2 separate regions of the Homo sapiens genome follow, and region 2 is linked to region 1. The links are chromatin contacts, found by Hi-C in ENCODE. All regions are on one chromosome and are shown on one strand. Each heading gives the region's core, a stretch centred on a gene start or an enhancer-like site at or near the end of the contact. The rest is flanking DNA. Distances are from core to core; before and after follow the strand shown.

Region 1 (7,179 bases), core at 982-3,481:
TAGTCAACATAGCGAGACTTCATCTCTATTTTATTTAGGGAAAAAAAAAAAAAAAAAAAAAAGAGCTCTGGAGAGAAACGATAATGTGATGGCCGTAACAACCACCCCTGGAAAACAGCCTACATTCTACTTTGACACAAGTAATGTCAGAGGCAGAGATGACATTCTGCCTAAAGAGTCTTAGAATTACTTCTAAAGGTTATCTACACAAAAATTATACTCGGCTTTGGAAATAAGAAGATAAAAATTCCCATGAAAACACTTAGCAAGTGTAGTCTCTGAAATATAAACCCAATCATATAGTTAACCCTAATAATTACATAATGACACTAGGGCCCTGAAAAAATTATCTTATAACTCTCACTCTTTAGCAGCTTAACAACGCTTTAAAATATAAATTAGGACTCTTTCCTGAGTGGTAATCAGTCCTATTAACCTACCTACCCAAAGCCTTCTGATATATCACCAATACTTCACCATTTCTAATTAAGGCTACTAATATATGCAGACCTACTACAAACTATCAGAAGCCAGTCAGTAAAGGCCGGACGTGGCTGCTCACACCTGTGATCCCAGCACTTTGGGAGGCCGAGGCAGGAGAATCCCTTGAGCCTGGGAGGCGGAGACTGCAGTAAGCCGAGATCACACCACTTCACTCCAGCCTGGGCGAGGGAGGGAGACCCCCGCCCGGTGGCTCACGCCTGTAATCCCAGCACCTTGGGAGGCCGAGGCGGGTGAATCGCCTGAGGTCAGGAATTCAAAACCAGCTTCGCTAACATGGTGAAACCCCGTCTCCCCTAAAAATACAAAAATTAGCCGAGTGTGGTGTCGCGCGCCTGCAATCTAGCTACTCAGGAGGCTGAGGCAGGAGAATCGCCTGAACCCTGGGAGGCGGAGGTTGCAGTCGGAGGAGATCGCGCCACTGCACTCCAACCTGGGGGACAGAGCGAGACTCTGTCTCTCAAAAAAAAAAAAAAAAAAAACTGGCAATGTAATAATTTAGGAAAGCTGAATATTGGAAATGTTAGCTTCTATCAACAAAGATTTCTTGTTCAATTTTTGACCAACACGCTTAAAGGAAAACCAGAGCAGGATCCAGAAAGCAGAAAAAGGGAGAACACAGGAAATTAGCCTTGCTCCACAGAAGAGATTTAACCTACACAATCTTTGTCACAAACACAAAAGAAAGAACATTTTTTGTAAGAAAACTGACAGAGTGGGAGTTTTGGAGTGCCAAAAAAGGGGCTCAAATAAATCAGAAATAAGTACATTATACCAAGCGACTACCTCTATTGTCAACACTGGACATATTTTACAACACAGGATGCACTGCGTCAATAGTAGATAATGAATCATGTATACACATCAGATACACACGAATAACTTGCTTTATACAGAATTCTAGCACTTCTTATATTTCTTGACTGTCTTAGGAATAACCTCTGATTGGGCAGAAAACCCCTAAGTCCTAAAAGTTTCCAACACATTCCATTCTCATCCTTTTGTTGGGAACATTCTAAGCAAAGGGTAAACACTAATTGGGAAATAATGCTCCTCCTCAAGAAACTCCAAAACCTAAGTTGAAATGGAATCGTCTCAAATAGCAGAGGCAAGCATTTAAAAAGACAAACACTTATTTGAACCCCCACGGTTGGTATCGTTTCTGCAGCTCATGAACTTTCTTTTCCAGCCTACGGATGCGCCTCTGACAAACTCAGAACTCATGCACTCAGAGGGAAAAGTAACTGTACTCTTCCCCTCCTAATTAAGTTCAGGCGTAAGGGTCGAGAGAGAGGCAAAGGAACTTCAAATGTTTCCAAGGAAATCTCAAGGGCCCCACCCGGCTTCCGTCCCCACTCGCCAGACAAGGCAGCCGGGGAATAGGGAGGACAAGCTAATTCTAAAGCCAGATTCTCTGCCCTTCCTTGCTCAGCCGGCAGCCAGGCCCTAGCCCCCGACTGCGGAGCCCTGGTTCTCACTTTCACCTCAGCTCTGGCCCTGGAGCTCCCCATACCGGCCTCCTTCCCATGCTGAGCCCCAGCCGGCCAAGCTCCAGGCCCCCTCCCTTACCTGCGCCTCCTGCCCCGGCCGCGCCGGCTGCCCCCCGCCCCAGCCTCCGCTTCAACGGCTCAGCCCCCGGAAGTCGGCCCCCGAGAGCGGCGGTGGGCTCCTCAGGCCGCGGACGGTTGCGGCAGGAAGCGAAGCTGCTTACATGGTTGATGCGGCTTCTCGCTTCCCCCCCCCAAGACTCCGCCCTCTGTTTTCCTGTCCCCCAGTCCGAAATCTTTCCCGGGGGCCGGCTCCTCCCAGCCCGGCCGACGCTCGGATCAGATGCTCAGGCAGAAGGAGTCCAGCCCAGATCGAGTCGTCCTGATCTTTTGGCCGAGATTAGGCCGCTTCAGCCTTCCTGGAAGAAGCCAGGGGGACTGCGCGCGTGAGCGTCACGCATGCGGGGTCAACGGATGGGTGCTTGGTGCTCTGGGCACTGCAGGGGTGCTGGCTGGACTGCGGTTACCGTATGTGTTCGATACTGTGGGCACTCATAATATGTTATTGCTTTGTTGTAGACAGTTCACTCGTGTAGCACTGAACCGGAGTTAGCGATGACTCTGTTTCCAGACTTGCATGACTCCACCAATAACCAGCCATATGATCTTAAGCAAATTGCTCATTTATTTAGGCCTTAGACCTCTGGTGTGTAAAGTCGGATTAATAAAAGGACTCACTTCTTAATACTTTTTTGAGATTAAGTAAATGCACTTAAAGCGAATGGCACAGTTCCCTGACCCAGAGTAAGTGATGTCGGCTTTATAGTTAATTTTTTCATTTAGGTGTTGTGTTGCAAATGCTGATGCAAATAAAGTTACCAAGCCCAAGCCCTATCTTGTTCAGCTTGGCTAGAGTTATTCGTCATTTCTGTCCTGCTGAGAGCGCAGTGCAGTTAACTGCAGAAAACATGCTCGCCGCAGTTGTGGGGCTTGGTAGGGGAGGATGGAAAGCAGACGAAACCTAAAGGGAAATGCAGTTTTAAATTCTGTGAGTCCTTTTCCTCAAGAGTTTTGTCAAATCCCAGCCCAGTTTTCCTGGAGTTGGAAAGCACCATCGAAACCTGCAGGTTGAGTCCAGTGCAAATCCCAGTCACCATCCTCAGCTGGGCCCTTCAGCAATCTTTCTGGGAGTCTGTAGTCAGCTTCTCCCATTCCTTATTACTGCTGCGTCAGACCACCACCACGACCCCCACATTACCTTGACCATCATTCTCATCAGAGAATCATATTTTATACCCACGTGAAAAATCCCAAGGTATCTGGGCGTGACCCTTAACAAGCTAATTCCCCACACACCACAACATTTACCTACATCCACATCTGCCCTGGTCTGCCTTTCTCCCTCATCTCTCTGAGGAAGGGGCCTCTTCTTCCCCAGCTCAATCCTTTTGGCCCCCAATTCACCCTCTCCTGTCTGGGAGCTTGCACCGTATCTGCAACCTCCCCTTTTCCAATGACTCTGCCTCCTCAGCCCATAAAGATGCTCAAGTCTCTGCCTTCCTTTAAAAAAATTTTTTTTAAAAATTTAAGATAAGCAAAAAAGGCCCTCGTAATTATCACCCTATGTTAATATTTCATAAACCTACAATAAAGTATGAAATAGGTACAGAGATCATATGAAAAGAATAAATTGCCCAGCCACGACGACTGCAGTGTATGTAGAAACTCCATCTATGGTTTAAAAAAAAAAAAAAAAAGTGCACTCCGCAAATATTTTTGAGTCCCTAATTTAACCTGCAGTGTGTTAGTTATAGAAGCACTACACTAAGGATAGAATTATGAACGTATCCCACTGCTTCACTTGACTAGCCTAAAAAATAAAAATATATGTGAACATTACACAGTCCATGTCCTCAAGAAGCTTACCGTCTAATATCTATATTAGCTTACAGTTTAATTTCTGTGGAAAAGAGATTGAAAACTGGGCTACTGTTTTTGCAAAAGAAATCATTTTAGATTCTCACTTCACACTAGACATCCAAAATTAATTCCAGATGAATTTTATCTGTAGAGAGATTATTTGTCTGTGTATATATCCTCCTCAAAAACTTTCATTCAAGCACAGATTTAGGATTCTTGCTGAATCAATTATTGTTCGATGATATTATACTTCTATTCCTCTGTATGTATTAGTTGAATTTTACTGCAACTAATAGCGTTCCATCTTTTTCTTTCTTTCTTTATATTGGTTAGTATGACTTTGGACTCATTTTTTTCCAACATGTTATAGTTCATTACTGCCACTATTCATTTCTGTGCTCCAGGTGTCCCCGCCTTGGCTGGTGTGAGCCCCTTCCAGCAGACTCCTGAGTCCATTTGACATGCCTCCATTACCTTTTGAGCACATCTTACTTTTTGTTCTTTTTCTCTCTCCGCCACCCCTTACCCCTGGCAACCACCATTCTACCCACTACTTCTATGAGTTCAACATTTTTAAATTCCATATATATGAGATCTTGTGGTATATTTCTGTGTCTGGTTTATTTCACTTAACATAATGTCCCCAGGTTCATCCATGTTGTCACAAAAGACAGAATTTCCTTATTTTTTAAGGCTGAATAATGTTCCACCGTATATATATACCACATTTTATTTTATTTTTTTGACATGGAGTCTGTCACCAAGGCTGGAGTACAGTGGTGCAATCTGGGCTTACTGCAATCTCCACCCTCTGCCCCAACCCCCCCGACCTCCACCCCACCCCTATTCTCCTGCCTCAGCCTCCCGAGTAGCTGGGATTACAGGCGCCTGTCACTGCACCTGGCTAATTTTTGTATTTTTAGTAGAGACGGGGTTTCACTGTCTTGGCCAGGCTGGTCTTGAACCCCTGACCTCGTGATCCACCTGCCTCAGCCTCCCAAAGTGCTGGGATTACCGGCGTGAGCCACAGTGCCCAGCCCCACATTTTCTTTATTCAGTTGTTCATTGATGGACACTTAGGTTGATTTCATATCTTGGCTATTGTGAATAATGCTGCAATAAAGATGGGAGTGCAGATACCTCTTAAAAATAGTGATTTTGGCTGGACACGGTGGCTCGCGCCTGTAATCCTAGCACTTTGGGAGGCCAAGATGGAAGGATTGCTTGAAGCCAGGAGTTCAACACCAGCCTGGTCAACATAGCAAGACCCCATCTCTATAAAAAGATTTTTTTTAATTTCAATAAAAGAAAAAATAGTGATTTTATTTCCTTTGGATATATACCCTGTAGTGGGATGGCTGGATCACATGATAGTTTTATTTTTAAATTTTTTGGCAACTTCCATACTGTTTTCCATAATGGCTGTACTAATTTGCATTCCTACCAACAGTGTGCAAGGGTTTCCTTTTCTCTATTTTCTCTCCAATCTTGTTATCTTTTGTCTTTTTGATATAGCCATTGTAATAGGTGTGAAGTGATATCTCTCATTGTGGTTTTAATTTGCATTTGTCTGATGATTAATTACGTTGAACTTTTTTTCATATACCTGTTGGCCATTTGTATGTCCTCTTTTGAGAAATGTCTATTCACATCCTTTGCCCATTTTATAATCAGATTATTTGCTTTCTTACTATTGAGTTGTTTGAGTTCCTTATATATTTTGGATATTATCCCTTTATCAGATGTATGGCTGGCAAATATTTGCTCCTGTTCTCTGTTGTCTCTTCAGTCTGTCTATTGTAACCCTTGCTCTGTAGAAACTTCTCAGTTTTATGTAATCCCATTTGTCTATTTGGCTTTTGTAGCCTGTGCTTTTGGGGTCATATCTAAAAAATCACTACTCAGACCAATGTCATGGAGCTTTTCCCTCTCGTTTTTTACAGTTTCAGGGGGTACACATAACGTCTTCAATTTATTTGAGTTGATTATTATATATGGTATGAGATAAGCCTCTAATTTCATTCTCCTGCATATGGATATCCCATTTACCCATTACTACTTATTGAAGAGAATATCCTTTCCCTATAGTGTATTCTTGTCCCCTTATTGAACAATTGACTGTAAATGGGTAAATTTACTTCTGGACTCTTTATTCTTTTTTTCACTTTTTATTTTTTTTTAAAAATGAGCATCCTATTAACTGATAGACTCTTTATTCTGTTCAGTTGGTTTGTCTGTTTCTCTGCCAGTACCATGCTGTTCTGATTACTGTAGCTTTGTAGTGTATTTTGAGATCAAGCAGTATGATGCTTCTAGCTTTGTTCTTTTTGCTCAAGAATTCTTTAGCTATTCAGCCTCTTTTGTCATTCCATAGGAATTTTAGACTTTTTTTTCTAGCTGTGCGAAAAAGTCATTGGAATTTTTATAGGGATTGCATTGAATCTGTGGATCACTTTGGACATTTTAACAATATTAATTCTTTCAACCCATAAACATGAGATGTCTTTTTATTTATTTCTGTCTTCTTCAGTTTCTTTCATCAATGTTTTATAGGTTTCAGTGTGCGGGTCTTTTACTTCTGTTAAATTTCTTTCTTTTTTTTTTTTTTTTTTTTGAGATGGAGTCTCACTGTGTCACCCGGGCTGGAGTGCAGTGGGGCCATCTCGGCTCACTGCAACCTCCGCCTCCCAGGTTCAAGCAATTCTCCTGCCTCAGCCTCCTGAGTAGCTGGGATTACAGGTGCCCACCACTACGCCCAGCTAATTTTTTTGTATTTTTAGTAGAGACGGGGTTTCACCATGTTGGCCAGGCTGGTCTCAAACCCCTGACCTCGTGCTTCGCCTGCCTTGGCCTCCCAAAGTGCTGGGATTACAGGTGTGAGCCACCACACCTGGCCCGTATTTATTTCTAAGTATTTTAATATATTTTTGTAGCTATTGCAAATAGGATTGTTTTATTGATTTCTCTTTCAGATAGTTCACTGTTAATATTTGGAAACAGTACTCATTTTTGTATACTGATTTTATATCCTACAACATTACTAAATTTGTTTATTCTAATAGTTTTTTGGTGCAGTCTTTAGGGTTTTTTATGTATAAGATCATGTAACCTGCCAGGTGTGGTGGCTCACGCCTGTAATCCCAGCACTTTGGGAGGCAGAGGTGGGCAGATCATGAGGTCAGGAGTTCGAGACCAGCCTGGCCAACATGCTGAAACCCCATCTCTACTAAAAATAGAAAAATTAGCCAGGCATGGTGGCGCATGCCTGTAG
Region 2 (6,736 bases), core at 781-3,280, 5.0 Mb before region 1:
ATTACACAGGCAACTCTTAATTAACCATGTGAAGAGTGCCCAGGGATACAGGAATAATTGGTATTCACAAGTAATCCTCAAACTTCATTTCAACTGAGAGTTGAAATGACTAAACCTCTTCCCTCAGCATGGAATATAGCAAAATAAACTGGTTAAATGTTTAACTGTGTATCCCCTGACTACCATTTGGTTAAAATACAAAATAGCAGTCAGTCAACCAAAGAAAGAAGAAAAGCAAATGGGTTGGATAATTCACACAACGGTTAGTAAAATCCTAAAAAGTTACAGTTGCTTATATGTGTTAAAGTTCAAATAAGTGTGATTATTTGAAAAAGTCTTTGTAAGACAGGTTTGCAAACTGCTACATCTTGGCAGGTGTGACTCAGTGATCTCCCTGCACATTAAGTAAACCTGATTTTCATTGCTGAAAGTTGTGTTATGTTAGACTCCTACCATTTATTTCACAAAGATGTTTGCAAAAAGTTACCTCATTGTGTCAATCTCATGTTAACAATTAAACTATGTGTTCACGGAAATAATTTTAATGCAAACAAAATTACAAGATGCCTGGTTACCATTCAGTAGCAAGGGCACTGGATATAGATAAGCTTAGGAAGAATTATGAAAATCGTTGTTAAAGAGGAATATCACTGGAAAAGACTGCCTGTTACATCTACGAAAACAGTATAAAACCTCATTTATGACACTAAAGCACCCATATATTTCTTTCAAATTCATTTCAAGCGATTCAAATTTCTATTCCTGTAAAAGTCGTTTTTGCACCCAATAAAATACTACATATTTTCTTTAATCTTTCAGCTAAATTCTTCAAAGCTCTCTGTAGTGTGGATGTGTACTGAGCCTGAGTCAGGACAGGTTAATCGGCTTGTCAAAGCTCACGAAATGAATCATTGCTGGATTTCTGAAATCTTGAATTAAACCTGGAGAGGATTACAGTTGGACAAACAAATAAGATTTGGCAGATTTTGGAGTTTCCTTGGTATCTTTAAGAACTGAACAGATAATCATCTCTTTCTTACCTCCCTGAATAAAGGAGTTACATGTCTTTTTCTCATGAACCCTCCCCGTCTCCCTAGTAGGAATTAATCTATATAACTAGAGGAAAGAAGTTCTAAAGCCTTACACAAGAAATAGTGGACCTAATTATCCACACATTGTTATTCAATTTTTCTGGTACTTCCGATAAAAATCGCTAATCACCATCTGCTTTATTCCTAATATCTCTGAGCTGTGTAGCTCACCAGATCATTATTTATTTGCTCAAGAAAAAAAAGCAACTATACTATTAGTATTTATTATTAAGTAGTCAAACTTGGAACTACTCAGGAAGATAATGCTATCAAAACTAAGCATTTAAGCATTAACTGGACCATCGAACAGGATCGTGGGTTGGGTATTCTGAGCTTCAGCTCCTTAAAGTCCAATGGCAGAGGTCTTTCCCTAGTCTCCTAACGTTCCTCCGTTGAATTTATTGGGACGGCTTTCTGAAAGATTGAGGGCTTATTTAGGAAACCCATTATTTGAAAGGAGGGTTGAAGCAATTTGTTGTGCTGTCTTAACATAAAAAGCAACCCTCCATCCAAAATGTACTGAGTGGTTACTAAGTATGAGGCCTTGGAAGGTCTCCCAACTCTTCTAACAGGTACAGGACACCCTGGGCTACTAAGGGCGAGAAATTCAGTGAGTGGCTCTCAGGAAGACTGTGGTGGCAAAAACAGCACCTTGAAGTCCAACAGAGGCTCCTCCGGAGTGGCCCCAAGGCTCAAAAGGCGCCGCCAGTGGGAGGCCCTCGCCTTCGTCCCAACACCCATTACCCGCCAGCGCAGCGGGCCGCGCCTCCACGGGAAGGATACGTTCCAGGTAGTAGGCGCCCTCAGCCGCCACCGCGTCCGCCGTGTCCCTCGCGTCCCCGGCTGCCGTCAAACCCATGCCCAACGCCTCTTCCAGGACCCTCACGGCGGAGCTGGGCATCCCTCGCTGAGCAGCCATCTCTGGCGCTTCGGGCCCCCACCCCCAGCAGGCCCACAGCCGTCCCTAAGGGCAACAGCGAAGACGCTACCCAACGGCCCCCGGGAGCTCTCGCGAGATTCCGGCATCTCTCACCCCGCCCCACGGACCAGCCCCGGGCACGTAAGGGTTACCGGGAGTCCAGGGAGCTGTCGCCCTCCCGCGCCTCCCAGTTACCGTGGCAACGATGTTGCCTAGTTAACGCGAGAGCTCGGGCGCAGCTCTGGGAGCGGACAAGATACAGTAAACAATTGGCTTGCATTGCACCTTCCTACCCAAGCAGCTTGGTTTTCTTTCGCTTTGACCCTGTAATTTCTTTCCCACTTCGTTGTCGTCTCTGAATTACCTTTCTCTTGATTCTTGCCCATTAGCATCCTCCAATTTCAGATGTTTGTAGATCCCCAAGTGTTCCCAGGGAAAACTACTAGAAAAGGTGAGTTCTCAACACCTGGAATTTTTTAAAAAATGAAAAAATAAAGTTCTAGAAATCATAATAGAAAGACTGACCCAGGGGAGCTACCAGACGCTCCTCAGATGCTTAGCAATGAAGAACTATGGTGTTCAGCTTTGTCAATTCCTTTCTTGTGATCTTTAATGCATTTAGCTGGACATCTGTTTTGAGTTTGGTTCCATATACTAAGACTTGGAATAGTATTTGTAGCATTGATTCTCGCCAAGGTAAAAACAGTTGCATAAAAATTATGAGCTACAAATTTGGTCCTGACAAATGTATGCAGTTGACACTTGCCCCATCATGTATAGTCTTATTGCTGAGAGGATCTTCCTCAGGTTATATCGCGTATGTATCAGAAGCAAATTCAAGGCCCTTTTCTTTGCAAATATTTTTTTTTCCCTTAACTTTTATTTTAGGTTCAGGGGTACAAGTGCAGGTAAGCTCATGTCGCAGGGGTTTGGTATATAACTTATTTCGTCACCCAGGTACTAAGTGTAGTACCCAATAGTTATTTTTTCTGATCTTCTCCCTCCTCCCACTCTCCTCCTCAAGTAGGCCCCAGTGTCTGTTGTTCCTTCTTTGTGTCCATTTGTTCTCATTATTTAGCTCCCACTTACAACTAAGAACATGCAGTATTTGGTTTTCTGTTCCTGCATTAGTTTGCTAAGGATAATGGCCTCCAGCTGCATTCATGTCCCTGAGAGGACATGATCTCATTCTTCTGTGGCTGCATAGTATTCCATGGTATATGTGTACCACATTTTCTTTATCCAGTCCGTTGATGGGCATTTAGGTTGAATCCATGTCTTTATCATGAATATCAATGAACACGCATGTACATGTGTTTTTATGGTAGAACAATTTCTGTTTCTTTGGGTATATACCCAGTAATGGGATTGCTAGGGCAAATGGTATTATTTTTCATTCTACATTTCTTGGTGAAAACTGGAAGCCAGTGATCCTATAAAAGCTCCCATTTATTACCAAAAGGTAGCAGTAACTTCCTAAGGAGGTGTTTGAGAGTACGTGTGTCAGAGCCAGAGAGACAGCTTTCAGAGCCTGCTTCCATCACTTACTAGCTATGACACATTGGGCAAACTACTACTTAATGCCTCTAGGCCCCAGTTTCATCATTTGTAGAACAAAGACAACAATATTACCTACCTCAAAGTGCTGTTGCAAGGGGTAAAGCAACAAAAAGCATTAAGAACTTACTGGGAACATAGAAGACACTAAGAAATGTTAGCTGTTATTTCTATTAAATGTGTTTGATATTGTTTTATTTTTTAGAATAATCAAGGGTCACAGATATAATAGTCGGGTAATTCATTCCTGGTACCTATTCTTTTACTACCCTACTCTTTGTCCTTGACTTCTCACATCAGACATTTCCTGAGTACTCATTAAATGCAAGGAACAATTACAGGAGGCTGAAAATACAGAAGAATTCTGACATTGGAGAATCCACTGCTTTTACAGAAAGCTTTCTCTTTATTTCAGAAGAAGGCATTACCTTATCTCTCAAGGTTGTTTCCTATAAATCCAGCCTTAACAAATGACCTGGGTAAGGAGTGGTCAAGGCCTTACATTTTTGGCATATCCAGCAAGACATGTAGGAACACAAAAGACATGAAGGATGGTCTCTCAGAGCGATTACTGTTTACTTTTATTTGTTTTTGTTCGTTACAATGGCTCATCTATTTCTGACTTTTTAGATGTAGTGTGTGATCTTCTACAGATGTTTGTCTCCTGCCTCTTCTGTATGACCTTAATTAAGTTCTCTGAGCCTTAGTTTCCTGTTCTGTAAACCGGAGATTTTAGTACCTACCTTACTAAAGTATGAAGACTAAACGAAATATGTAGAAAGCACTTATAACCATGTCTGGTATATCAAATGTTTTCAGTAAATAATCGTTAATAAAATGTGCTTAAAATATTGAATGAATATGCAAGCTTAAATTAGATATTATATTTGGAAGAAACTTAAACATATAGAAACAACTTAAGATAAAAGTTAAATATTTTTAGAAATATGCAGCACTCAGCCAGGCACGGTGGCTCACGCCTGTAATCCCAGCACTTTAGGAGGCCAAGGCAGACGGATCACAAGGTCAGGAGATCGAGACCATCCTTGATAACATAGTGAAACCCCATCTCTACGAAAAATACAAAAAATTAGCCGGGTGTGGTGGCACATGCCTGTAGTCCCAGCTACTCAGGAGGCTGAGGCAGGAGAATCACTGCAACCCGGGAGGCAGAGGTTGCAGTGAGCTGAGATCACGCCACTGCACTCCAGCCTGGACAACAGAGCAAGACTCCATCTCAAAAAAAAAAAAGAAAGAAAGAAAGAAAAAGAACGAAATATGCAGCACTCAAAAAAGGGAAACAGTTTAATAGAGTCATATAAAATGAATAAATTGTGACCAATATCCACTGCTTAATGTAGAGGAGAAATGGGAAAAAATTCTTCTCCAAAGAGTTCAAAAACAGAAGACTTATGACTGAAATAAGTATCATTAACTACACTCCTCAAACAAATAAAAACCTGTAAGTCTAATTCTGTGAAGTTTTCAAGTAGCCAAAATTTTAATTCAGAGTTACTATTTTGATTATATCCATTTCATGGATTTCAAAATTGGAAGTCACCCAAGATATTTGTGGTTCAACTACAATTTGAAACACATTTCACAGGGACCTAAGCAGAAGTGGTTTTAAAAATTCCAATTAAAGCTATGTTAACATTTTCTTTTGTAAACCTTTTGGTCTCTACGATGGTTTGAAAAGCAATGAAATAAAAGCAAAAAATAATTTTAACAAATATAAACAGAACCAATAATTGCCTTCAAGTAAAAACTTGATGCAACCTTTTAGGAGGACTGCTAATATCTTTAAACTAGTATGTATTTTCAAGGAACAAATTTGAAAATAAATGTGTTACATTTGAATTTTTATTCTGTTAATAACTAGTTTAATTAAAAAGAAGTATGAAAGCTTTACTGAGAAAGAACAAAAACTTCAGACCACAGTAATTGTTTGGTTTATAATGCCTTTGCATCCTATAATATTTCCTTTTTAATATACTGCACAAACTTCCTTGGAGTGGAAAAAAAGTGCCTTAATATTTTGATGAATGAACAGCAAACTATCTACTTTCCCTTTGAATGTGTTACTGAAAAAGGTAAATAAAGAAAACCAATGGAGACAGTAAAAATAAAGCAACAACCACAAAAGACAACAAATTTTATCTCCTCCCAGCCTAAATGCTCCGTTTATGTAAAAGTGAAATTATTTTAAAAAGCAAAACCAGAAAGGAAGCTGACAATGGATGTACTCTTTTTATTTTTAGTTTTAAAGCAGAAAATAATTACATGCAATAATACAGTAAAGTGCTATTCAATTTTCAGAAGTTACGAGCATTCATTTGCTATAGATAGAGCCCAAGCCATTTACTGATGCATCTCTTTATAAAAGTAACTATCTTATTTTCTTTCAAGACTTCACTGTAAGTGGTGGCCAATTTTAGATTTCTGAATTCATAGAAGTAGTACTAATTGACAATGGTGGAAAAGTATCATTTCAAACATACAGCATATATATTTCACTTTTTCACCAACAACCACTGAAAACTCATTTCTCTAGTGTTCTGAGCCCATGTAGTTCAAACAGGGTCAATCCTCTGTCTCTGGCAAGGAACATATGTTCCAGGTTTAACCCAAAAGAATATCTCATTATTCTTGGCTACTGTGATCAGTTCTGAAGTTGGTATGTGTCTTAAAAGGAGCCAAATTAGATTTGGTAAGAATTTGTTGGAAATTTTGGGAGATTCGTACTCTGCCCCTTGGGACTTAGTTCTGGAGTTGCTCCAGCATGATTGCAAGTATGAAGAAATTATCTATCTAAGAATTGAGTCAGCATGGAAGACCTGAGTGAAGAAAGAGAAAACTTAAGCCCAGATACAATGACTTAAACCTGTATATACACACATTTATTTCTTTGCTCTATAAGCTAGAAGCAAGAACACCCCCATTACAATGAGCACTTCAGATTTTAGATGTTAACACCATTTTCTAATTAAAAGGATAGAGGGCTCCTTGGAGAGATGGCTGGTTTTAGGGCTTGACTGGGAATAAACAAGATGAGCCTAGAGGATCTTACAGTTCCAGAAAGTAAAAAAGATCCCACCTCTAAAAAAAAAATCTCAAAGTGATGGACATAGGTCAAAAGGACACAGCAGCCAATTGTCCTAGGTGAAGC

Evidence for each region. A loop is a pair of places that touch in the nucleus more often than their neighbours do. Pooled maps may share reads with other maps.
Region 2: a loop to region 1 is called in a map of CD8-positive, alpha-beta T cell, with 15 times the contacts of the local background. The contact joins the promoter of SPAG16 here to the promoter of PIKFYVE in region 1. A Hi-C loop is called at or near these places in 2 of 168 maps with a recorded cell type or tissue (CD8-positive, alpha-beta T cell and naive thymus-derived CD4-positive, alpha-beta T cell) and 10 of 50 pooled maps.

The regions. Positions count from the first base shown.
Region 1 is chr2:208,261,307-208,268,485 of GRCh38, reverse strand. It overlaps PIKFYVE (phosphoinositide kinase, FYVE-type zinc finger containing), which reads right to left and starts at 2,231. Exons shown (of 42, transcript NM_015040.4): 1 at 2,071-2,231. RefSeq lists a silencer at 1,945-2,214 and an enhancer at 2,345-2,394.
Region 2 is chr2:213,279,758-213,286,493 of GRCh38, reverse strand. It overlaps SPAG16 (sperm associated antigen 16), which reads right to left and starts at 2,030. Exons shown (of 16, transcript NM_024532.5): 1 at 1,875-2,030. The coding sequence starts at 2,010. SPAG16-DT (SPAG16 divergent transcript) reads left to right here and starts at 2,285. Exons shown (of 3, transcript NR_161186.1): 1 at 2,285-2,461. RefSeq lists enhancers at 1,628-1,707, 1,778-1,827, 1,868-1,997.